Linked DNA regions of Mus musculus: region 2 is linked to region 1. The links are chromatin loops, found by intact Hi-C in ENCODE. Cell type or tissue: gastrocnemius. All regions are shown on one strand. Each heading gives the region's core, and the rest is flanking DNA. Links, peaks and the distances in the headings are about the cores only.

What was found. Peaks named below come from ENCODE experiments on the same cell type or tissue, not always from the same donor. Only the 100,000 strongest peaks of a DNase experiment are listed, where the experiment ranks them.
Region 2: it touches region 1 in a loop (2.4-fold over the local background); 6 of 42 quality-filtered maps call a loop at or near these places.

What each region holds. Positions count from the first base shown.
Region 1 is chr2:120,524,295-120,535,716 of GRCm38, forward strand. It overlaps Zfp106 (zinc finger protein 106), which reads right to left. Exons shown (of 22, transcript NM_011743.3): 5 at 9,217-11,385; 6 at 7,301-7,928; 7 at 6,154-6,223; 8 at 4,181-4,335; 9 at 4,043-4,103; 10 at 2,455-2,790; 11 at 1-330. Among named protein-coding and RNA genes, the nearest start is that of Zfp106, 34 kb to the right of the region's middle. In gastrocnemius, for the core only: a CTCF peak has its summit at 5,426; no DNase peak of the experiment used is centred there; H3K4me3 peaks cover 1,132 bases; H3K27ac peaks cover 2,829 bases.
Region 2 is chr2:120,601,452-120,612,873 of GRCm38, forward strand. Lrrc57 (leucine rich repeat containing 57) reads right to left here and starts at 7,907. Exons shown (of 6, transcript NM_001159612.1): 1 at 7,664-7,907; 2 at 7,467-7,572; 3 at 7,222-7,360; 4 at 6,348-6,616; 5 at 4,497-4,682; 6 at 2,787-3,807. The coding sequence starts at 7,550. The coding sequence ends at 3,766. It overlaps Haus2 (HAUS augmin-like complex, subunit 2), which reads left to right and starts at 7,931. Exons shown (of 6, transcript NM_025475.3): 1 at 7,931-8,094; 2 at 10,887-10,979. The coding sequence starts at 8,002. In gastrocnemius, for the core only: CTCF peaks have their summits at 5,084 and 7,837; a DNase peak (open chromatin) is centred at 7,946; H3K4me3 peaks cover 2,167 bases; H3K27ac peaks cover 1,646 bases.

The sequences.
Region 1 (11,422 bases), core at 2,375-10,374:
CTGATGCCAGTGTGGATTCTGCCTGCTGCTCAGGCTGGTCAGCTGGAGACTGAGTTTCCTTCTCTGCAGGCGTTTCGGGAGTGAAAGACAATCTCAGAAAAGAACTGCTGCAGGCTTCAGATCCACTGCTGCCTTTGGCTGTCTCTTCACCTCTGTTTATGCCAGGAAGATCAGGAGACTGGCAAGAGGGAGAGTTTCCTTTGCTTCTGGAATTTCCTTGCTCCACAGAAAAATTCAGATCTTTGCTAACCTCCTGGCAGTTCTCTGTTGACTCTGATGCTATCACTGCAGGGATGGCTGGGTAAACTGAAGAGCCGTCATCGACCACTCCTGAATCAGGAAATCAAACAGAAAAATCAACTTCCGCAGGCAGCGACTTTTGATTTCTCTTATATTTTGAATATTCACATATTTAGTGTGTCTGTGCATACAAGGAATAAGCTTGGGTGTGTCCATGTGCCAGGGAACTTGTGTGGCGATCAGAGGACAACTTTTGAAACTCATTCTTGCTCTCTGCCTTGCACTGTGAGCTCCAAGCTAGCTGATTCGTGAACTACCTGATGACTCTACCTCAGCTTTTCATCTTACTGTAGGGACGCTGGGTCCGCACTGCTTGTGAGAGAAAGTGACCCACTGAGCCTACTCCCCAGCTCCCACAGATGGATCACTTTAGTGAGACAGGAAAATGATTTATTGAGTAGAAACTGGTCAGGTTATGGTAAACTATGTCCTTTATATAGTCTACATGTAAACGAACATATACTTATGGTTTAAGACATCGAAATACAGCTCAGGATGTTTGTAGTTCAGTGGTAATACTGGGCTTGCCTAACACACAATCTCCAGCAGCCTTCCCCCTTAAAAAAGATAGGAAATATGGAACAAAATAATATAGCTACACTTTTAAGCTCTGTTAAATAATCTCTACTAAGGCCAGTATAATCATTCCATGAATTTCTAATGTTTTAAACTATGTTTTATTTATTTTGTGTACATGGTCATTTGTGAAGGTCAGGGGACAACTTGCAGAAGTCAGTTTTCTCTACAATATGGATCCTGAGGATCAAACTCAGGTTTTCAGGCTAGGTGATATATGCATCCACTCCATCTGCCATTTCCCAAAGCATTATAGTTTTCAAAACCTAAATACAGATCCCATAAAATTACTAACTTAAACTTCAGCATGACAGATCATAGACATTAGATCCAGTACCTACATAATACTGCAAAAGGGTGTGAGTAGCAAAAACTGAAGGGGATTTTAGAACTGGTTTTGCTTAAGGAATCACAATGACTTGTGTGTGTGTGTGAAGTGTGTACATGTAGGTCTACATACCATGGTGCAAGTGTGGATGTCAAAGGACAACTTTGGGGTGTCAGTTCTTGCCTTCTGCCATACTGAGAGGCAGACTCTCTCTTGTTGGCTTCTGCCGCTGTGCTTCATACTTCAGGCTAGCTGGCCTGCAAACTTGCAGGCAAATCTCCTGCCTTGGCTTCCCACCCCAAGGAATGCCGGGATTGCAGATTTGTGCCACTGCACCCAGCAACATGAGGTGCCAGGATTACTTGGCTAGCTTTTTTCTGCTGACAAATTTAATTTAGACTGTTTGCTTTTTTTACTGAATTTTTAATATGACATTATTTGTAGTTATGAGAAGTTATCCTCAACTGTTAAAACCCGATCCCTGGCTACTTCTCAACCCACATAAGTTCCCGTTAATACCAGTAAACACCAGAACCCTGTGACCAGCAATGACACTTGCTTCTCAGGGTTTTTAATCAGTCTTGGTTTACATATGAGGTAATAGATGCAGTAATGCTCAGAAATTCAGAGTGCATGCCTTCCTGAGTAAATGGGTTGACCAAGCTTAACCCACACACCACAAAGACAGAAGAAACACTTTAGAAGAGTCAAATGGATGCCAACTCATTAAGCTCCAAGAAAGTCAGGGAACAATGAAACTTAAATGAATTCTCTAAAGTACTTTATTAGTTTTTTAAGTCTTTACATTTATTTTCTCTGTATGTCTTAGCACAGGTGTGCATATGGGGGTCCAGGTTCTCTTCCTTCTTGTGGATTCTAGAGATTTAAACTCGGGTCATCAGGCTTGCTGACAAACCTTTACCTGCTGAGTCATCTCTCCAACCCCACATTCTCTGAAGTACTTGAAAACAAACCTCCTATATGAAGTATCTGTCAGTGGAAAACTAACTATAATAATTAGTTATTTTATTTTTGAGCAAGGTCTCATTATAGAGCCACAGCAGGCCTGAACTTGCTATGTAGATCAAGCTGAGATGTGATCTCTAACTCGAAGTTCCACCTGCCCCTGTCTCCCGAGTGCTGGACTAAAGGCCTGAGCTGACATGCATGGCTTTGTTTCAATAGGCTTTACACAGTGGTGGATAACTGCCCTTCAGGGATGCCCTGAACTCACATGAAAGCTTACTTACTATTAGTTTGCAGTAATTCCTTGGACACATTGGAAGCACAGCCTTGTGGCAAAGCATTCATATTCCCCTCTTGTTCAGGAGACATGGGCTCTTGTTTAATCTGAACCGATGAATCAGGGGCAGTGCCATGGGCTTGTAAAGTACACGTGGTTATTTGGAGAGGGTTTCCAGAGGATGGTAGAGATGCATGGGAAGGAGGTGGATCCAGAAACCCCGGGAAAAAGGGTGCAGGCAGCAGAGCTGTCTCAAAAGATGTCTGAGATCGGCTGTTCCTTTGTTCTCGTGATATGAGGCTACAGGGAGCCTGGTCTGGGTGCTCAGGAGGTTCATATGTTTCTAGAACAGAAAGCATAGACACAGAACAAATCCAAGAATATTACTTGTAAAGTCATTTATTTCTTAGTCAATTTCTATTTGTTTTGTTTTGTCTCACTGTTTAGACCAGGCCGGCCTTGAACTCACAGATCTCCATCTGCTTCACATCCCAGTGCTGGAATTAAAGGTATGTGTTGCCATACCTGGCTTCCAATATTTATTTTTAAAGACTAGGAAATCATTTTAAGTTGGGAATGGTGGCACACACCTTTAATCACAGCTCTCGAACAGCGGAGACTAAAGGATAAAGGTTCTGAGCAGCTACCTACTAAGCTGAGGCAACATGGGCTACACAAGGCCTTGTCTCAAAAAAAAAAAAAAGATCAGCCAGACATGGTGGCAGAGAGTCTTTGCTCCCAGCACAGAGGCAGAGATAAGCAGATCTCCATGATGACGCCGGCCTGGTATGCAGAGTGAGTTCTAGAACAGCCAGGGCTACAGGGAAAGACCCTCCCTGAAAAAACTACATCAACAAAAAATTTCAAACGTGCAAAAATTAACTTAATAATGTGTTAGCATTCTCCCTTTCAACTTGTCCAAACAAAAATGTCTAACAAGTACAAACTATCAAGGGCACAGAGGACAGACTGTAACATTTACATTTCTGAAAGTACAAAGTGGGTCACACCTGCAATCCTAACATTCAACAGTTTGAAAAAGGTAGACTGCACTGAGTTCTAGGTCATCCTAGGCCATAAGTCGTGGGACAGCCTGGGCCACTGATTAAGGCTCTGTCAAAACATAAGAATAAAAATTTTAAAAAGAAAAAAATCAAATTTTAAACGGCTTATCCTAGTCATACAGTTACCAACAGATGCCAAGATTTGAACTCAGTCCTTCTGATTCCTCACCAAAGCAATCTCTGCCACTTCCCTCTCCTTCTGTCACTGGAACCCCACTCTGTAAACCACACCTAAGGCAAGCACCCAACAACCAAGCTCCATCACCGATTCTCTGAGATGAGGTGGGCCTTGAATTCGCTCTTTGTCTCCCATCTCTCCCATGTCAGCTTCCTAAGCAGTGGAGATGACTGGCCTGGACCACTCAGCCCAGCTCTGTTACAATTTTTGAGACATCCAAGTCTCTGGGTTTTTTTACAGAATGAAACCATGGAGACCTGCAGGAAAATGTACGACATTCCTACAACTTATTTGCTTTAGCCCTGACAGATAACAAAAATTAACAGTTCATCAAACATGCTCTAAATAAATACCTTGCAATCCTTGTAGAATCTGTATTCTGTGAGTCCTCAGTGCACTCATCTCCACAGTTATCTGAAAGTAAAATACTTGGCTAAGCATTCTAAGGTCCACCCCGCAGCTCAGTGTCCCTAGGACTTCTCAGCTGTTACCTGCTGCTTAAGCACGAGTAGCCTCTGAACTTCAACGTACGCTGTCTGCAGTGCTGCCCGCGCCTGCAGGAGCTTGTTGTCCATGCACTGCAGAGACTTGCTCAGTTCTTCCTCTCTTAAGGAAATAGTTAATAGCTGGTCAACCTGAGAACGTTCTGTCAAAACAAAACAAAACAAAACAAAAGGCCAGTTTAGTAACAGTGTCTTCAAAGATACATGTGCTTAGTACAAACCTGTCTTTCTATCTCAACATGTGAAAGAGTCTCAAGGATCTTACTGACATCAAAGCTCAAAAACATTCAAAATAAGAACCAGCAGGGATCTAAAGGTCTGTGCCCTCCCCCTAGACACATATGGCTTTGGTCCTGGTCCTGTCTTCAGCTGTCTATGTGCTCCTCACATAGGGCTTTGGCTGAGACTGAGCTTCAGGCTTACAGTCCTTGCCCTCTTCCTCTTCCTTTTCGGCCATGGTTTTCTAGTCGGTTACTTAAGTTTTAGATAGTTCTCAATAGTCAGACTCTTGCTTGTTTATTCATTTATCTGTATCTCTTGCTTGGGAGACAGGGACTATGCGTTTGACTTGGAACTTTCAGAGATCAGCTTGCCTCTGTCGTGAGTGCTGGGAGTAAGTGCATGTGTCAGCATGACTGGCCTGTTTGTTTTGTTGCTTTAACTGAATAATAGCCCGGTTTTACCTTGAACGTTTGAGGTATCTGATAGTCTTGAACTATTTACTGATCCCTCTGCCTCCACCTCCCCAGTGTGCCACCACACTCTCCCTGACGCTTCTCTTGGCGTGTGATGTAATCCCAATGCTAAGGCACCGCTCTGCTCTGCCACTGGTGTCACAGCTCTTTACTAAAGCTTCCCTGAGCAAAGTCTGGTTTTGATACTGAACAGAAATCTAATCAGATTCAAATCAGATCCCGTTCCTTCTACTACACACTCCTCAATTCACATTAGAAAAGCAAACAAGGTGCCTCAAAAATAAAAAGCGAAGCTAGATGTAGTGTCTCACAAGCCTAATTCCATATTTCTAGTACTTGGGATGCAGAGGCACAACTATCTAGAGTTCAAGGCTAGCATGGGTCACAAGTTAAAAAAGTGAGAGGGACAATATTTAATTAAATGACTTGTTCCTTCTCATTTCAAATGGAAAATTCTAGTAAGATTCCCTGCCTATACTGTCTACAGCATAACTTAGCCTTCAGTTCTATGTGGTGGCATGTATTTATCTTAGCTGCAACTAGATGGAGCAAGCAGTCAATTTTTTTTTTTCTGCTTTTAAACAAGACAACAGGGGCCAGGGAGATGGCTCAGTGGTTAAGAGTGCTGACTACTGTTCCAGAGATCTTGAGTTAAATTCCCAGCAAGCATGGGATCTGATGCCCTCCTCTGTCATGCAGGCATACAAGCAAATAAAGCATTCATATACATAAAATACATAAATATATAAATATTAAAACAAGACAACAATGTGAGAAAGGCTATGTTTTAACCAGATATGGTGTCATAAGTTTGCAATCTTGCTTTGCAGAGGCCAACCTGGCTTTACAGACAGAGCCTGCCTCAGCAGTGAGGACTGAACTAGGGGCCTCATGCCTTCTGGCAAGTTTTTTTCCATTTAGCCACCACTCAGCTCCTTTTTCAATTAAAACAAAACAACATTTGCAAGTCTTGCAGTATGAAGCTTGTAAGCCCGGCACCAGAAGGCTGAGATGAGAGTTGAGGACAGTCTATATAGAAATACCCTGTCTCAAAACAAACAGTAAGTGCTGGGAAGCAGATGACCAGTGTTTGATGATTAGAAACCACAACAGATTATCAAAAGGCTGAAGTGCTATCATGGCAACTTCTTGTGATCAGAGACATAGGTAGAGTACCTGCCTAGCATGTATGAAGCCCTGGGTTCAACACTCAGCATTGTAAAAACGAAAACAATAATGTTCTTCTGTAACATTATATAGCCATACCTTTCTTCCCTTTAATTTTCCTTCGTTTATTTTTTCTCTCAAGACTTGGTAGTTCAGGGGAAGATCCATCCTAAGAAGAATATTGCATACTGAGTATGATGTCATTTTCCAAGAGAGGGACAAAATGGTTGCCCTATATGACCTTCTGCTATTGCAACTATCTCTACAAGGACAACAGAGGCCTTGTGCACAACGTAACCATTAGTTGACTTATTGTTTCTAATAAAGAAAGCCCAAGGCTTTCTGGTCCCTTAGATGTACTAAAGCCCGCTGTGCCAAGCAATCAGTCCATCGGGTGAAGTGACACGGGGACGGAAGAGCCAGGAACACTCTACTGAGTTCATCTTGGCATAGGCTGCGCTCTAACTTCCTGGAGAAAACCTTTCCAACAAGACAGTAAAGCATCTACATGACAAATCTCAAGGTAACAGCTTCTCCAATTAAATTCCAAGCTTCAAGTATATTTAAAATCACCTAACAGTACCTCCTCTGTCTGAAGGAGAACAGAATTGGCCTTTAGGGAGAGGGGGTGCCAAATCACAGGTTTGACCACCGGAAAGAGAGTTTCTGAACTTTCTTTTCAGAAAGGGACCTAGGGACAGGGCTATCATCATCATCACCGTTATTACCAGGGAGCCAGGGGAGCATAAGTGTTAAATGAGGGGTCAGGAGGGCTTAACTAGGGCAATTACAGGGACTGGGGAAGTGTTGCAGTGTTCATGTATACATTCTAACGCTATTAAGTCTCTCTCTGGTGGTAAACTTTCCAGCTTAACCAAGAAGCCAACATTTGCACACGTCCTACAAACTCAGCAGTACCAAGTGACTCTATGAAAGCAGATTAAGTTACATCTGAAGATGTGGCCTATCCTTAGTCAGGTGAATTACTGCTGGGAGACCACTTTTAGAGATGACTTCACACTTTCCTGGTACTGTACATTCGTCTCACATTACATCTGGTTTAGTAGAGTCACTCAGAGAAAAACCAGAGAGAAACCAGAAGAAGGGAAGTAAAGAGCATTAAGTTCTGCTCTGGAGCAAAGGAAACCACACCCCAGATACTCAGTCAAAATGAGTTAAGCCTTTCTTATCAATATTCAAGTCCTCACAAGAGATACTTTGCAAAGACATGGAGAGTCATACTCACCCCGGTGGCTCTTCGCTTCTTTCTAATACTGTGACCATCGGTTTGCTCAGCACCAGAGGTACAGCTGCTGTCAGTGGCTGCATCTGCTAAGCTGGAGACTGCATGACCTGAAGATGCATTTGATGTGAGTGAGTTTCCTTCTCCAGTGCTCTCCTGGGCATGGCGCTCTGACAGTGGGGTAGACCTCTCCTGGCTGTGCAGGTCTCGGGCTGAATGCATGACAGGCATTATGTGACCAGACGGTAACTGTGCACTATGTCGCCGCTGGGTAGGAATGTTTCCAACCCTTTCACCTGTTCCGACAGAGGGAGTCAGAGGGGCCACTTCCTGTTCAAGATACATGGCTGTCTTCTGACTCTGGGCAGCACTCAGGGCAGTATTAGGTGAAGGACTCTGCTGGGCTTCATTTTCTTTACCAGTACCCTCCCCAGTAAAGAAGCTATACACAGGAGCCCTGTCCATGACCACGCTGCTTTCAGAAAGACTTCGCTTTCTTGCCAAGCCAGAGGATGAGGGAATGGAAACTCCTTCCCACTGGAATCCTTCCAGACTGGACAGATCAGGCTCTTCATCTAAATCCAAGACTTCCTGTTCATTTTGAACCAAAGGTACCATTTCTATGCCAAACCTTAAAAAAAAAAAAAAAAAAGGAAAAAAAGAGAAAGGAACAAGTCAGATGTGGCTGGGGAGTGTTACATGTGCTAGGCTCTCCTGCACAGAGGGAGGCTCCTGCTGTCAAGAAGCACAACCTCTGACACGAATTCCAGAGCGAGGTAGAGAGTACTGCAGCAGCAGCACAGGCACTCAATCCAAACTGTGCAGCTACAAGGATGCAAGTAGATTAGTGACAACTGCTCCCCTCCCAAATAGAGATCTTTGTCTTCAATAAACATTTTAAAAGCAAAGAAACCAGCTTACCAAGTACTCACAACCATTAAGCAGGTCTCTAAGCTTTCTGCTTTACCAGACCATGAACTTTGCAAAAGGACTAAGAAAGGAAAACAAGGCAAATGAACCAACAACAGTAAAGTCCCTGAGCCTGGAGGGCTACACTTACATCGTTGCAAAACTATGATTTTCCGCCGCCGGGCGTGGTGGCGCACGCCTTTAATCCCAGCACTCGGGAGGCAGAGGCAGGCGGATTTCTGAGTTCGAGGCCAACCTGGTCTACAAAGTGAGCTCCAGGACAGCCAGGGCTATACAGAGAAACCCTGTCTCGAAAAACCAAAAAAAAAAAAAAAAAAAAAAAAAACTATGATTTTCCAAGTTGAACCTATGCTGAGCACTTCTTGACCACTTAGAACAGCATCTCAAGATGCTCTGAGTGAGCTTAAGAGAAAGCATTCTGCAGTCCTCTCTGTAGTACCCAGAATGCCTATGGGGGATTCCACAAGCTCAGTGAAAGGTAGTAACAACAGGTAGTTGAAAAAATTGACCACTAGCAGGGCGGTGGTGGCACATGCCTTTAATCTCAGGCAAAAGCAGGCCTTCTCTGAGTTCGAGGCCAGTCTGTTCTATAGACCAGACAGGGCTATATAGAGAAACCCCATCTTGAAAACCAAAAAGCAAGCAAGCAAACAAATCAAAAATTTTTACCATTGGTTCCAAACATTAAGATTCAGAGACAGCACATTCTAGTCCATCTGAACTAAAGTGACAGATTTCTGATGACGTATGTAATCCTAGGTCCAATTAGTGTTTCAGGTGCCTCCATTTTAATGGCATCCTCTGTCAAGACAGACTATCACACGTGTCATATAGGAACAGCCAGTGCTTAATACTGAATTAAAGCAGACATCTACAATGGGTATTTTTGGCACAAGTTTAATTTAAGTTGAACAAGAACTTGGTTTTAATCAAGGCCAATGTGTGGTAACCTTTAAAAGAAGCCAAGGACAGGTATGAGAGGCACACACCTGGGTAAGCCTTTGCCCAGCTCTTGCTTTTTCTTGGTTACTTGCTGAATGACCTGTTCCCAGTTGACATTTCTCCTTGATGCATTTAGAATCTGTCGTAGGGTTGGCTTAAGCCCAGATTCCTTTTCTGTTTCATTCTTTCTATGGCCACTAACATTGCGAATTCGTCGAGCGCTATTGAGGTTTGGCTCTGGGAGATGTGTTCCTGTTTTGGACTTCAAACTGATGTGTCGGCTTAGATCTCTCTGGAGCGAGGCGGGAAAACCAAGTTTACTTAGTTCGGGAAGAAGCGTGCCTGGGGGCTGATTATTGAGATCAGGTTTTTGAAGCTCTGCATCCAGGCTAGTGTCCTCAAAGCTCTCAGTTTCAAAAGGTCCATCAGATTTAACAAGGTTGTTGTCCTGCGCATCTTCTAGAGAGGTCTTCAAGTTTAGCAGTAAGCCAGAGTGTGGACTGGTCGCTGCTGACACTTGTACCTCAGCCTCTTTCTGGAGAACTGTGGAATTACATGGGGAGGCGGAGAGGTTCTCGGGTGTTCCTGGGATCTGGCTCCCTTGTTCCTTATCCACGGTGTGAGTGCTGCAGGACACAACCTCTGTGGTCAGTGAAGCCACACCTTCACTTTTTATGCCATGGTTTTCTGCATCAGATGTCATGGCACTGTTTCCAGCTGAGTGTGGCTGAGACTCGATGCTCAGAGAGTCTTTGGCAGACTCTTCTACACTACTTTCTTTTGCATCGTTCTCCGTCCTTTTGGGTGTGGTAGGGAGTGGATTCTGCAGTGTTTTGGGACACTGTAGCACTGTGTCTTGGGCTTTCTGTGATGTGCTATTTAACTTCTCGTCAGGTTCTTTTTGAGTGCCTGATACAGTTTTATTCTCCTTTAAAACACGAGGACATAAACCGCGTGATTTGGATGTGTAGGAAGAACCATGGCTACCTTCTAAAGTAGAAGTGTTCAGGAGATGTGAGTGATCTCCAGAAGGAAAGGACTTTGTCTCCTTATTTTTTGAGCGGTTCTTTAAATTTTGCTTATGAGGACCTGATTTAGGGGTTGGAAGTGGAAGGAGTGGGGATTTCAGTAATGGAATCTTATTTGACTTCTGATGTGGCTCAGATTGCTCGGTAATGGGGCAAGCTCTTGGCACCTCACAGAAAGCAGTGCCATCAGAAATGGCTTTGTGACTGGGAGATCCAGGAGGTCCTGCTTTTTGTGTTTTTATCACTGGAGGATTACTTGTTTTATCAACTGGTTTGCGCAGTCCTGCAGTTATTAAGCTAAAATTAAAGAGAGGCTTCTCTAGTGTGTCTGACTTGCTGCCAATGACTTCTTTCAGGGCTGACTGTAAATCTAGAGTCTTCTGGGAAGGGTAAGGTGTCCAGCGGCGGAACTTGTCCCTTGCTTTGGTGCCATTTTTTCCATTAATTTTTGAGGCTGCCGTGTCTGTTTGTTTAGTGGTTTGACTTTCTCGCTGTTCAAAATTGAACTCAAGTAAGCCTTCTGAAGGAAACGTATCGCTTGCGTATCCCTCAGGAGGACTCCTGTACTTGGCAGCTTTGTCCCTGTCTTGCCTCTGCCACTTGCATCTCTCCTGACTGTACTTGCTTGGCTTATTAGATTTCTTGTTCCACATCTTGGTCATGTCTTCCATTTGATAGTTAGGATTTCTGTTTCTGCCTTGTTGAAATTTGTCTCCAGGGCCATTGTAATTCCAGCTATTCGTACTACGTACACTGGATTTCCAGTTTCCGTTACTGTTGTTCATGTGCCAGCTGGGAAAGCCACCTGTTCCTTCAGAATGCCAACTGGAATTCCTTCCTGTACCATTATAATTCCAATCTACCATCCCATTGTTTGAATGCCAGCCTCCTCCAGAATTGCTATGATTAAGGAACCAAGTTGAAGAGCCTCTTGTAGCACCTTTATGCCAGACAGAACTTCCTCTTGGTCCACCACTATTCCTCAAAGAATGTGGAAAGCTGTTTTTTCTAGTACTATTAAAGCCATCCTTTTCCCATTTCCAGTCTCTCTGTGGGGGTCCACGATGGTGTCTTGGTGGCTGACTATAGCTCTCTCTGTCTTGGTAAGGGATTCGGTCTTCTCGTCTCCACTGGGGCTGCCTGTCATCTGAGTTTACTTCTTGGCTGTTACTGGGAGGTTCATCTTGTCTGAAAGAAAAAACAGTTTGTCATTATGGATTTAATG
Region 2 (11,422 bases), core at 1,706-9,705, 76 kb after region 1:
GATGTAACTGTCATAAATGATAGCTATTTTCTCTAGACTGGAGGAAGCTCTTTTTGGTCAAAGATCTTAGGTTTCCCCTTCTCCAGAGAAAAAGCAAAGAAGCAGATACCAAGTGCCTTTGCCTGCTGAACCATCATGCGCACCACTTCCATTATTTTTGAGATACGATAGCAAGTAAATACAAGCTGGAGATTTATTTTTGGTCTGTTTTCTAGTATAGTGATCTTGAATACAATACCTGATTACAGATAAGAGCTAGTATCTTGTACCAAACTTTTTGTTTGTTGTTTTCGTTTGTTTTTCTTGACACAGGGTTTCTCTGTGTAGCCTTGGCTGTCCTAGAAATCACTGTGTAGACCAGGCTGGCCTCAAACTCAGAGATCTACCTGCCTCTGCCTCCCATGTGCTGGGATTAAAGGTGTGTGCCACCACCACCTGGCAACTTTTTATTTTTTTAAACTGGGTCTCACCATGTAAAGCTGGCTGACCTCAAACCCAGAGATCTACCAGTCGCTACTCCGCAGATACTGAAATCAAGTGTGCCACTACACCCAACTTCAAAATTTTACGTTTTAAAAAATTTTAAAGCCCAAATTTCATCTTAACTTATACGGCTGTACCTATTTCATCCCTTCTTCAGTTTTAATGTATTCTTTGGTCAATTCTTTTTTCTTTCTTTTTTATTTTTCTTTTTTCTTTTTTGGTTTTTCGAGACAGGGTTTCTCTGTACAGCCTTGGCTGTCCTGGAACTCACTCTGTAGACCAAGCTGGCCTTGAACTCAGAAATCCGCCGGCCTCTGCCTCCCAAGTGTTAGGATTAAAGGTGTGTGCCACCACTGCCCGGCCTTTTATTATTATTATTATTATTATTATTATTATTAGTAGTAGTAGTAGTAGTAGTAGTAGTAGTAGTACACTGAAACTGTCTTCAGACACATCAGAAGAGGGCGTCAGATCTCATTAAGGGTGGTTGTGAGCCACCATATGGTTGCTGGGATTTGAACTCAGGACCTTCAGAAGAGCAGCCAGTGCTCTTAACCTCTGAGCCATCTCTCCAGCCCTCTTCAGTCAATTCTTAATCTTTCCTTATCACATATGGATTCTGACTCTTCTATTAAGTTAAACATCTTATTATGAGCATATAAAGTTAAGTTTCTAGGACTGGGGATGTAGAACCGCTCAGTTCATGAAGTGCTTGCCTAGTATTCAAAAACTGGATTCAGCTCTGGACTACCGTGTAAGCCAGGTGTGGTGGTTGCCCTCCAAACGCAGCCCTGGGTAGGAGGATCAGGGGCTCAAGGTCATCCTCAGGCTCAGTTCCAGGACAACCTGGAATATGTGAAACACCACCCAAAAACCAAAATGGCCAATAATATGGCTTAGCAGGTAAGGCTGGCAACCCAAGTTTGAACTCCTCCGGGACCTAAATGGTAGAAGAAGCAAGCCAACTCCTAAAAGTATTCTTCTGACTTCCACATGTGCTGTAGTGGATGCAAGCTTGTGTACACATATACATAAAAAATGTAATGAAAATAAAAAGCAAAAGCTATTTGAATGCCATTTTCCTGGATGCTCTTAATTAAAATTCCAAGTTATCCTAATTAGGTTCCTAATTTATTTCTCATATTGATATTCAGGTTCCTTATCCTGAAGTCATTGATTGATCTTTTTTTTTTCCTCTATAGATAAGATAAATGGTTTGTTTGTTTCACTGAGTTCCTGCTGTGTCACTTTTATGTATCTTCTCTCTATAATACATACTTGAGAAGTGAGAGGTATTCCCTATATTTACAGATGAGAGTAAGTTGCCCAGGAAGCTATTAAGTAGCAAAGGATCTATATGTTGATTCCTCCAAGTACAATGCCTGTGATCTAACTCCATGTACTAGCTGACTCCAAACCAAACTAAAATTTAAGGCATATTGGGTAGGTTTGTTTTGTTTTTTAAAAAGATTTTGTTTATGAGTGTTAAGGTTGCATGTATGTATGTGTAGCACATGTATGCCTACTGCCCAGAGGCCAGAAGAGGGTGTTGGGACCTCCATGGAGGTGGAGGAACTGAATCTGGTCCTCTGTAAGGACGAGTACTTTTTATCTCTGAGTTCTCTCTCCAGTCCCTTTATATGGTTTTTTAACCTCAAGCACTTCAGATTAGCAAGAGAGATAAATATAGGATGTGGAAAGTATTCTATCAGCAAATGGGGGAGCAGCTAATTCGGATTAGATTAAGGGAAGGAGCTTAGATACGGGTCAGCACCATGTAAGTGAGATGGCATGTCTTGACTTACTAACAGGAAGGCATTCTGGAGCAGTATAATTTGGTATGGTTGGACATACAACTGAGACTAAAGAAAAAGGTGCTACTTGCTGATTCTTACAGACACATGTAAGTTATTTATAGTTTCAGATTTGTTAGTGAAAGGCACTGTTCAGACAGAAGACTTCAGAAAACAATCTCTATGATAGCTTCACGACGTTCTTACCAGTAACAATCTGAAATCCTGTCTCTGTACCTTCACATTCTCTTAAGCACAATTCCCAGTTCCTCAGAAATGTCTGCATGGCTGCAAAGGTGTTCATTGCCATAAAACCAAACAAGAGTGTGAAATATATCCCAATTTTCTCTTTCCTGTCTTTCTTTTTGGCTTTTTTGAGACAGGCTTCTTTTTTTTTTTTTTTTAATGGTACCCAGTTTACTTTCAGAGAGCAAAGAGAGAGGGTGTTGGGATCTCCATGGAGGTTAGGTTAAAAGTTCTTTAATTGATTAACATTACTTCCAGACAAAGTTCATTAAAAATATTTTATTTAGAATATTCTCTCATTCAGAGAGTAACTATGATAAACATAAGTTATTTTAAAATATTGTAGCAATGGTTTTCTTGAAGGTAATCTGATTAGTACAGTTATAAATACAAAAGGGGGAGGAGTTACCAGAAATAGCACATGATTTTTAACAAAGCTTCAGGAAAATCTTGATTATTAAAATTAATTTAAAATCCTACAAGTAGGCTGAGTGTAGCGCATGCCTACAATCCCAGCATGTGGGGGAGGGGAGAGGTGTGAGGTTGGGAGATTTTGAGTCTGAGGCCAGCCTGGGCTACATAGCAAAAACCTGTCTAAAAACAAAAATTTTGTATAATTTTTGCATATAGTTTTAGCTCTTTCAGAGCCTTCTACCAATAAGGCACCTGCAATAGTAAAAAAAAAAAAATTTGCTACTGCAGCCTTGGGGAACATTCTCGGTGGCTGTTGTGTTGGTGCTCCTTTGACAAAGGTCTCTTCAAGACAGCTACATATTTAGGTACATCCTAAGTTCCAAGTGTAAACACTGCTATTGAGTTAGTGTACAGGAACAAACACATTCATCCTTAGTCATACGTTTCCCACAAATTAGAATTTCATAAAAAATATGAAGTATTAACACAGAGGTGATGGGAAAGACTTTATGAAAGCTGACAGTTCGCAAACTCAAAGTCTCCAGCTATGGCAAGCAGCATTTCCTCCCTTCATGAACAGCAGGTTCCTTAGAGCCCAACTAATGATAGTTTTGAAGATCAACACTGGCCATGACCTACACGGCTCAAGATGAAGGGTTCTTCCTGTCTCCTACTCCTAAATCCCTTTCCTTCAGCTTATCTGACATAGTCCTAAAAAGGAAAAAGTCATTAAGTAAAATGTTCTCTGCAGTGTATCCAACATCAGGAGCCTTTGACTCAGTCAGATTTCAACAGAGGTTCCAAGTCTGTCCCATGATCCTGGAGAATATCATGCAAATTTCTTCTTGGTGGCTGTGAACCTCTCCATGTACTAAAAACATGAAAGAAAATTATACATATGGCATTTGGTGTAGACAAATATAAGAATCCTTTTTTTTTCAATGATTTATTTTTATTTTACGTAGTTTGGTGTTTTGACTGCATCTATATCTGTGTGAGGGTGTTGGATCCCCTGCAACAGGAGTTATGGATAGTTGGGAGCTGCCATGTGGGGGCTAGGAATTGAATCCTGGTCCTCTGAAAGAACAGTCAGTGCTCTTAACTCCTGAGCCATTTCTCCAGCCCCCCCTCCCCCAGGGATACTTTTTGACTTACGTTTTTATGTTTTTTTTTTCTTTTTAATTTGACTTGATTAATTTCATACAAAACTAACTCCTTTTCAAGGCAGAATCTCACTATGTAGCCCTGGGCTGGCCTTGGACTCAGATCTGCCTGCCTCTGCCTCCCAAGTGCTAGGATTAAAACCCTGCTCCAAACCTGGCAAAATCTACTTAAATTCATTAATTTTTGCCTCTTTTTTTTGGCTAGGAAACATCAAAAGATGCAGTGCGATAATCAATATGTGGAGAAAGTCACTTGGCACAATACAGTCTGGCCAAGTCTTAGAGCTACCTCCAAAACAAACTTGTCAAATGCTAACTGTAGACATCACTTAAGTTTAATCTCATTAGTTTTTTCTCTGGAGCAGGCACTAAAAATGTAAAAGATGTTAATACACACCTTATCATAACCCTCTAGTTCTCGAAGTTTCTTTATTTCAAAGAGATTGCCTTCCACAGCAAGCAGGCAGATTTGGGAGTCACTGAGGATGCTCTGTGGAAGCATGCTGAGCTCAAGGCAGTTCTCTTCCAGCCGGAGGACCTTGAGGCGAGGACAGCAGGATATCTTCACAGAGAGCTGAGAGATCTGTCAACAACCAAACAGTAAGAGGACAGAGAGCATAATGGCCACGTTACTACACTGAAACAGCTCTTGACTGTGTCCTAGTTTTTCTTTTACCGCCTCCGTTTTCTCACTACCTACTCGCACAGAAGCCTGTAACATACCTTCTGTTACTCCTCCACTTCCAAATTATTTGAAGGTTACCAGTAGCTTTTCAGAAATAAAAACCAATAATAAAAGCACTGTGTATTTATTGTAGGAAATAATGTAAGTTTAAGGGAAAAGCTTACCAGCAAGCTGCCACTCAGAAACAACCACATGAACATCTTGATACCTACCACTCTGCTGAAGCCAAAGTCATGCTTCCCACACTGCAGCATCTGCCTGGACTACCCATTTCTTGAGGCTCCCTCTAGTGCATGACTTCTGAATTTTTCCTGAAAATTTTTTGGGGGTGTCATTTTTTGTTGTTTGCTTTCTTTTTGTTTTTTTGAGACAGAATTTCTCTGAAGCACTGGCCTTGAACTTGCTCTGTAAACCAAGTTTGCCTCTAACTTAAGAGATCTCCCTGCCTCTGCCTCCTGAGTGTTGGGATGAAAGGCATGCATCACCACCACCCTTTTTATTTCTTTATAATTATATTCAAGCAGAAATAAATTCCTAATGCTTCCTATTTAACATTTAGAACCTTCTAGAAAACAATCATTCTTAAAACCATTTCACTTGTGACTTCAAAATCTGTATCAACAGTCCTGTGTACTAATCTCGAATACAGCTGTGTATCTACAGTTTTCACTAAAACTAAATTCTGGTCACTAAATTCTGTTGACTACCTGCATCTCAAACCATCACCTAGGAACTTACAGAAAATGCAGATTCTGCAGATTCTTAGACTTCTCACGTACTGAATCAAACACTTAGGTGACCTTAAGGTCCCCAGGTTATCCAAGTAAGGTCTGAGAAACTGGTCTAGTAGTAGGGAATGTGGAATTATTCAACGAATACCAATGACAGTTCTTTCCTAGAAATCTCAGGAAAAAGACAAAACCAACCTCAAAGGCTGAATATTATGCTAACTACAATTTAGCACAGTAATAACATGAACATAGTAGCTAATATACATGCATAATGTACATATACATAAATGCTAAAAACTCAAGGCTACCGAATCTCAAATGTTTCATCACTGTGCCTCATATCTGAAGCAGAGCACCATCTCCATACTAATGTTAACCAAGGAGCTTCAAAACATTTCACATGTAAAGTCGTCCAATTATAACGTAGCTCCAGAACAGCTATCACATGGATTTCTCAACAATTTCTAACGTCTGACTCTCAGATCCTATGGGTACAGGTCTCATTCCTACACTATATCACCCCTGACACGGCTCCTCACTAAATAATGGGTGTGAAAAGAAAATATCTGTAAAACCTTCGATAGGTTTAATTTTGTGTGTGTGTGTGTGTAATTATCTCACCCTGTTACTCCTTCCTCAAAACACTTTCAACACAATTACACAGCCACTATCAACCCACTCCATGATTCTGGGCATTGGAGTAAGTTCACCTTATATATCTTTTAGCTTCTAATTTCCAACTCCATGATTATCGTTTAAGGAACAAGAAATCAGAAGACCATAAATGCAAACATACACTGGGGAGAGGGGCAAAACAACACAAAGTATGGACCTGGTTCTGGTTGAGATTGAGTTCGATGGCCTGCAGCTCCCCAACTGTGTCAGGTATACTCCGAATCTGGTTTTTAGAGAGATCTACTACATCTAGATGTCTCAGGCAACAAAGCTGGGGGGGTAATGCTCCCAGCTGATTCCCAGAGAGGCTCAGCGTCTTCAGGGCAGACAACTGCCCAAAGGTAGATGGTAGCTCTCTCAGGTGATTGTTGTTGAGACTTAGTGTCTCTAGTTTTTTCAGATTGCATAATTCATCAGGTAGAACAGCTGGTGAAGAAGAAATTAAAAAACAAATCCGATAGAATTAATGACATTTATAAAAAGACAGTATGGTAGCCTGCTTCATCTTGTTTTTGAGACAGGATCTCATTAAGTTGTCTAGGATAGCCTTGAAATTAAGATCTTTCTGCCTCAACCTCTGAGTAGCTGGGGCTACTGTAGGTCTAAGTCACCAGGTCTGGCTTCTTACATAGAATTCTCACAGGTCATGTTTAGGTTTCACAAACTGTTTGGGAGGTTAAGAAGCCATCAAAATGCAGAAAATTGTGTATGTGTGTAAGGGGTTCCTTTTGCTTAGCTGTATTCTAAAAACGATCTGAGGGAGTTTAAAAGATCCTCCCATTCCACCCTGCCCCGAAATTAGATAACTGTTTATATCGATTCCCAAAGGTCTTCCAGGTCCAAATTAACCTAGTAATAATCATTATACCACCCAAAGAGGCTTTTATATTTAATTACAAGAGATTAAAGCTTCAATACTCTAACATTCTGCATCCCCTAAAATGATTTCATAACAAAAATCATCTAACAGGAAAAACACCCTTCATAACTGCTGATTACTAGCAAAAGCTGCCCAGACACAAATTCCATACTCAGTTTGTTGTTGTTGAGGGAGAGGCTCTTTAGCAGAGTGAACTTTCCTATTATCAGAGGCGGTAGGCTGTCAATCTTGTTGTTGGATAAATCGATGGTCCTAAGATTGCTTGTCAGCTTCTGCAACTCTGAGGGGAACTGGAGAAAGGAGCTCACAGTTTGGAAAAATCCTGCACCAATAGTCTTCGCCACCCCGCCAACCCTAGCCCTTTTAGTTTCTTGGTCCGGTCCCCTCAGGTCTCACCTCGGTCAGACCACGGTCTTTAAGCTGAAAGACACCAGTTTTCTGCGCTGTTTCCACATGAGCACGGAGAGCACTGTTACCCATCCTAGCGCCACGGCTCAGTTCCCTGCAGGAAAAGAAGCATAGCTGTCACCGCCTAGTCTAGACATACAGTCGTCGCTAAATCTCCCGTTTGGGTCTCCTGTCCCAATTGTCACCTTCTGCCTATCCCTACTTCCCTGGGGCCAGCCCAAGAGTGGCAAGGAGAAAACAGGCGAGCAGGCAGCGCTACCACAAGGTCCTGATGCTTTGGCAGCAGAGCTAAGGGCCAGGGAGCCTCCGATAGCTGCTGCCGGAACAGGGAGCTTGAGACTCGCCTCCTACCGCTCAGTGCAAAGAAGACTCCGCCAGGGAACACCGGGGACCCGCGCTCGCCTGAGACGCGCTCCCAGGGCTTCCGCCCGGGCAGGAACGCCCTGTGACATCATCAAACCGCGCGCCTGTTCGCGGTGTTGCCCCTCACTCCTCGCGCCAGTTCCAGAGGTGTGCGGAAGCCATGGCGGCCGCCAACCCGTGGGACCCAGCGTCCTCGCAGACTGCAGCTGGGTTACTGCTAAACCACTTGGTAGCTTCGGGCATAGTCACTAAGGTACGTGGGGGCGGCGATGGCGTCATCAAGGTGGCGACAGAATTCTGCTGTGAGGTGGTGGTCCTGGTTATGCGGGCGTGAGTGAGCCAGCTGAGGACTGTGACCATACTCCCGTGGGTTCTTCGAGTGTGAGGGACTGAGTGGCTGGTGCACTGAGTGACTGAGCACTCTGTTTTGAGTGCCTGCGGGTTATCCCAGGACGGTTTGTGGGAGATGGAACAGCGCTCCACTTTTTTTTTCTTCCAGTGACACTACCTCTAGAACAAGTGTTCCTAAGGCTGCGACCCTTTAATACAGTTCTTCTGTAGGACCCCCGATATGGGGACTCCTACTCTAGTCCAGGGATAGGGTGCACCCACGAACACACAAGAATCCTTCTTGTTGCAATACACACGAGGCTTTATTGGCAGAGCTCTGGGCCGACACGTACCTCACACAGGAGGCAGGGGAGTCGACCCCGAGTCTCCAGAGCTAGGGGTTTTTGTAAAAGAAAAAGGGATAGGGATGCGAGGAATTTTAACAAAGGTATGGGATTGGGTCATTCAAACATTAACAGTAAGATTACATGTCAGCCAAAGGGCATCCGGACCTTGTTCCTGTGGGCTGGGGGCTTAACTTTGTTCTCATAGCAACCAGGTGATGTATGAAGCAATGCTGGGCCTCCAAGAAAAGGCCAAAATCTTTCACAGCGTAATGCCATCACAGTTCACCCTTATTATTTTAGCACTATTTATTTAGAGACCGAGTCTTGCTGTGTAGCCCTAGATGGTCTGTAACTCACTATCCCTGGCATTACAGGTGTGTACCGCCATGCCTGGCTGTTAACTCACTTTATAAGATGATATGGCAAAGAGGAGAGGGTAATGGGATCTAATTCTTCCAGCTTGCTGAGAGATACTGGAAGATTTTTTAGTCTTTTTAGGTGTTTCCTTTTTTTTAATGGAGAGGTGTCCTCACTCTATCCTAGGCTAGCCTTGAACACTGAGCCATCTTCCTGCTTCCAGCTCCTAAGACTCCCAAGTCTCTCGTGTCAACCATATGGAGGGCTGAATTTAGATCCCTAACGCCCAAGTAAAAGCAGTATGTGATGGTGCGTGTCCTAGAGCTAGGGGCCAGATACAGGTGGGGCTTGCTGGCTAGCTAGTCTAACCCAATCTATGTTACTATTGGGGTCTGGGCTAGAAAGATTTAGGTTCCTGGCCTCTTATCTAAAGAATTGAAAACAGCTTTATTCTGAGGGAAGGAATAACACAGAATATAGAGAGATATAGCATCAAGATTGAAAGCAGAACACTACAAAGGTCCCAGGTTATAGCCTGAGCTCTAAAGGAAGGAATTGTTTACATACAGGCATGGTTTGAGTGGTTCTCTACTCTTTTTTTTTTTAAGATATATTTATTTTGTAAATGATTATTATATATATATGAATGTATGTGTATCATGTGCATGCCTGTTGCCCATGGAGGTCAGAAGAAAGCATTGGATCCCCATGGAACTGGAGTAAGCCCCCATGTGGTTGCTGGGAATTGAACCTGGGTCCTCTGCAAGAACAACAAATGCTCTTAAATGCCAAGCCAGCTTTCTTTCCAGTCCTGTTTCTCTACTTTGGTTGATAGATTAGGTCAAACATTCTTTTCTTCTAGTGTCCATGTTCCTTCCTATAGCATCTGATTTTAATCATATGTATACTGTAGTGCTTTGAGTGAAAATGGCCTCTATAGACTCATATATTTGAATACCTAGTACCCATTTGATGGAAGGATTTCACCTGTTTGGGAAATATTAGGAAATGTGGTCTTGGTGGAGGATGTTTGTCTTTGAGCGTGGGCTTGGAGGCTCTTTTGGCCTCATGCTTATCTCTCAACACGTAAGTTCTCAGCTTCTTCTCCCATGCTATTTCTGTCTGCAACCATGCTGTCTGTCAAGATAGTCATAGACTCATAGACTCTTAACTTATGGAAGCATGAGCCCAAAAATTAAATGCTTATGGAGGTCAGGTGATTAATGGAGTTTTGGCTGAAGTCCAACTCACTGTTAGGTCCATTGAGTTCCCAAACTTATCCTGTAGTTATTTCCCCAGTTCCAGAATGTATATTTGGGATAAATATACTTAGAAGTCGGCAGAATTCCCATATTGGTTTCCTGACTTGTGGAGTGAGGGCTATTATGTTTTGAAAGGCCAAATGGAAGACATCGAAGTTGCCTCTACCAGGAAAAATAGTGAATCAAAGACAGTATTACATCCTAGGAGGAATTGCAGAAATTAGCAACACAACCAAGGACCTAAAAGATGCAGGGGTGGTTGTTTACAACACATTTCCTTTTAACTATCCTATCTGGCCAGTACAGAGGACAGATGGATCATGGAGAGTGACACTATGACCATCAAAAATTTAATCCAGCTGGGCACTGGTGGGACATCCCTTTAATATCAGCACACAGATATGCAAAACATTCTCTCTCCCTCTCTCTCTCTCTCTGCATATGTGTGTATCTGTCTGTCTGTCTGTCTGTCTGTCTTGTGCACACACACACATACACACAAACATGGTGTTATGCTGTTCACTTAGAAAATAGAGGTGTGAAGGTTAGAAGTTGTAGGACATCCTTGGCTGTACAGCAAGCTCAAGGCTAGCTTGGGCTGCATGAGTCCTCATCAAAAATAAAAACAGATTTTAATATGTTCTTTATGTTAGCTGCAGCTGTGAACATACTATCGTTTTAGTCCCTTGTGTTGTATCTCGGTGTGCTAACTTTGAAACTTCTATGCTTTCCCTGATTATTTACCATAGGAGATGTTAGATGTATCTAAGAAAATGGCTCCTTGCTTTGTGAACTTTTCCAGATTACAACAGATCTCAGATATTCAAGCTGAAATCTACCAGGTAAATTATGAACTTTTCACTTCTACTTCTCCATTTAAAAAGTGTGGTGTATGCTGGGTTGTATTTTAGAGAAAATGTGGGTGCTTAGCTACAAGAGTCCTTGGGTTTGATGCCCGACTTTAAACTAAACCAAACAAAACACTTCTTAATTTTTTTTGAATAGTGTTCTTTTGCAATTAAAACAATGTTTAAGGCCGGGCGTGGTGGTGCACGCCTTTAATCCCAGCACTCGGGAGGCAGAGGCAGGCGGATTTCTGAGTTGGAGGCCAGCCTGGTCTACAAAGTGGGTTCCAGGACAGCCAGGGCTATACAGAGAAACCCTGTCTCGAAAAACCAAAAAAAAAAAAAAAAAAAAAAAAAAACAATGTTTAGTGCATGGCTGATAGGGACTTGTTCTATTAGTTAATTGTAGAACAGGAAGTCAAGATACCAAAATGAAAGCT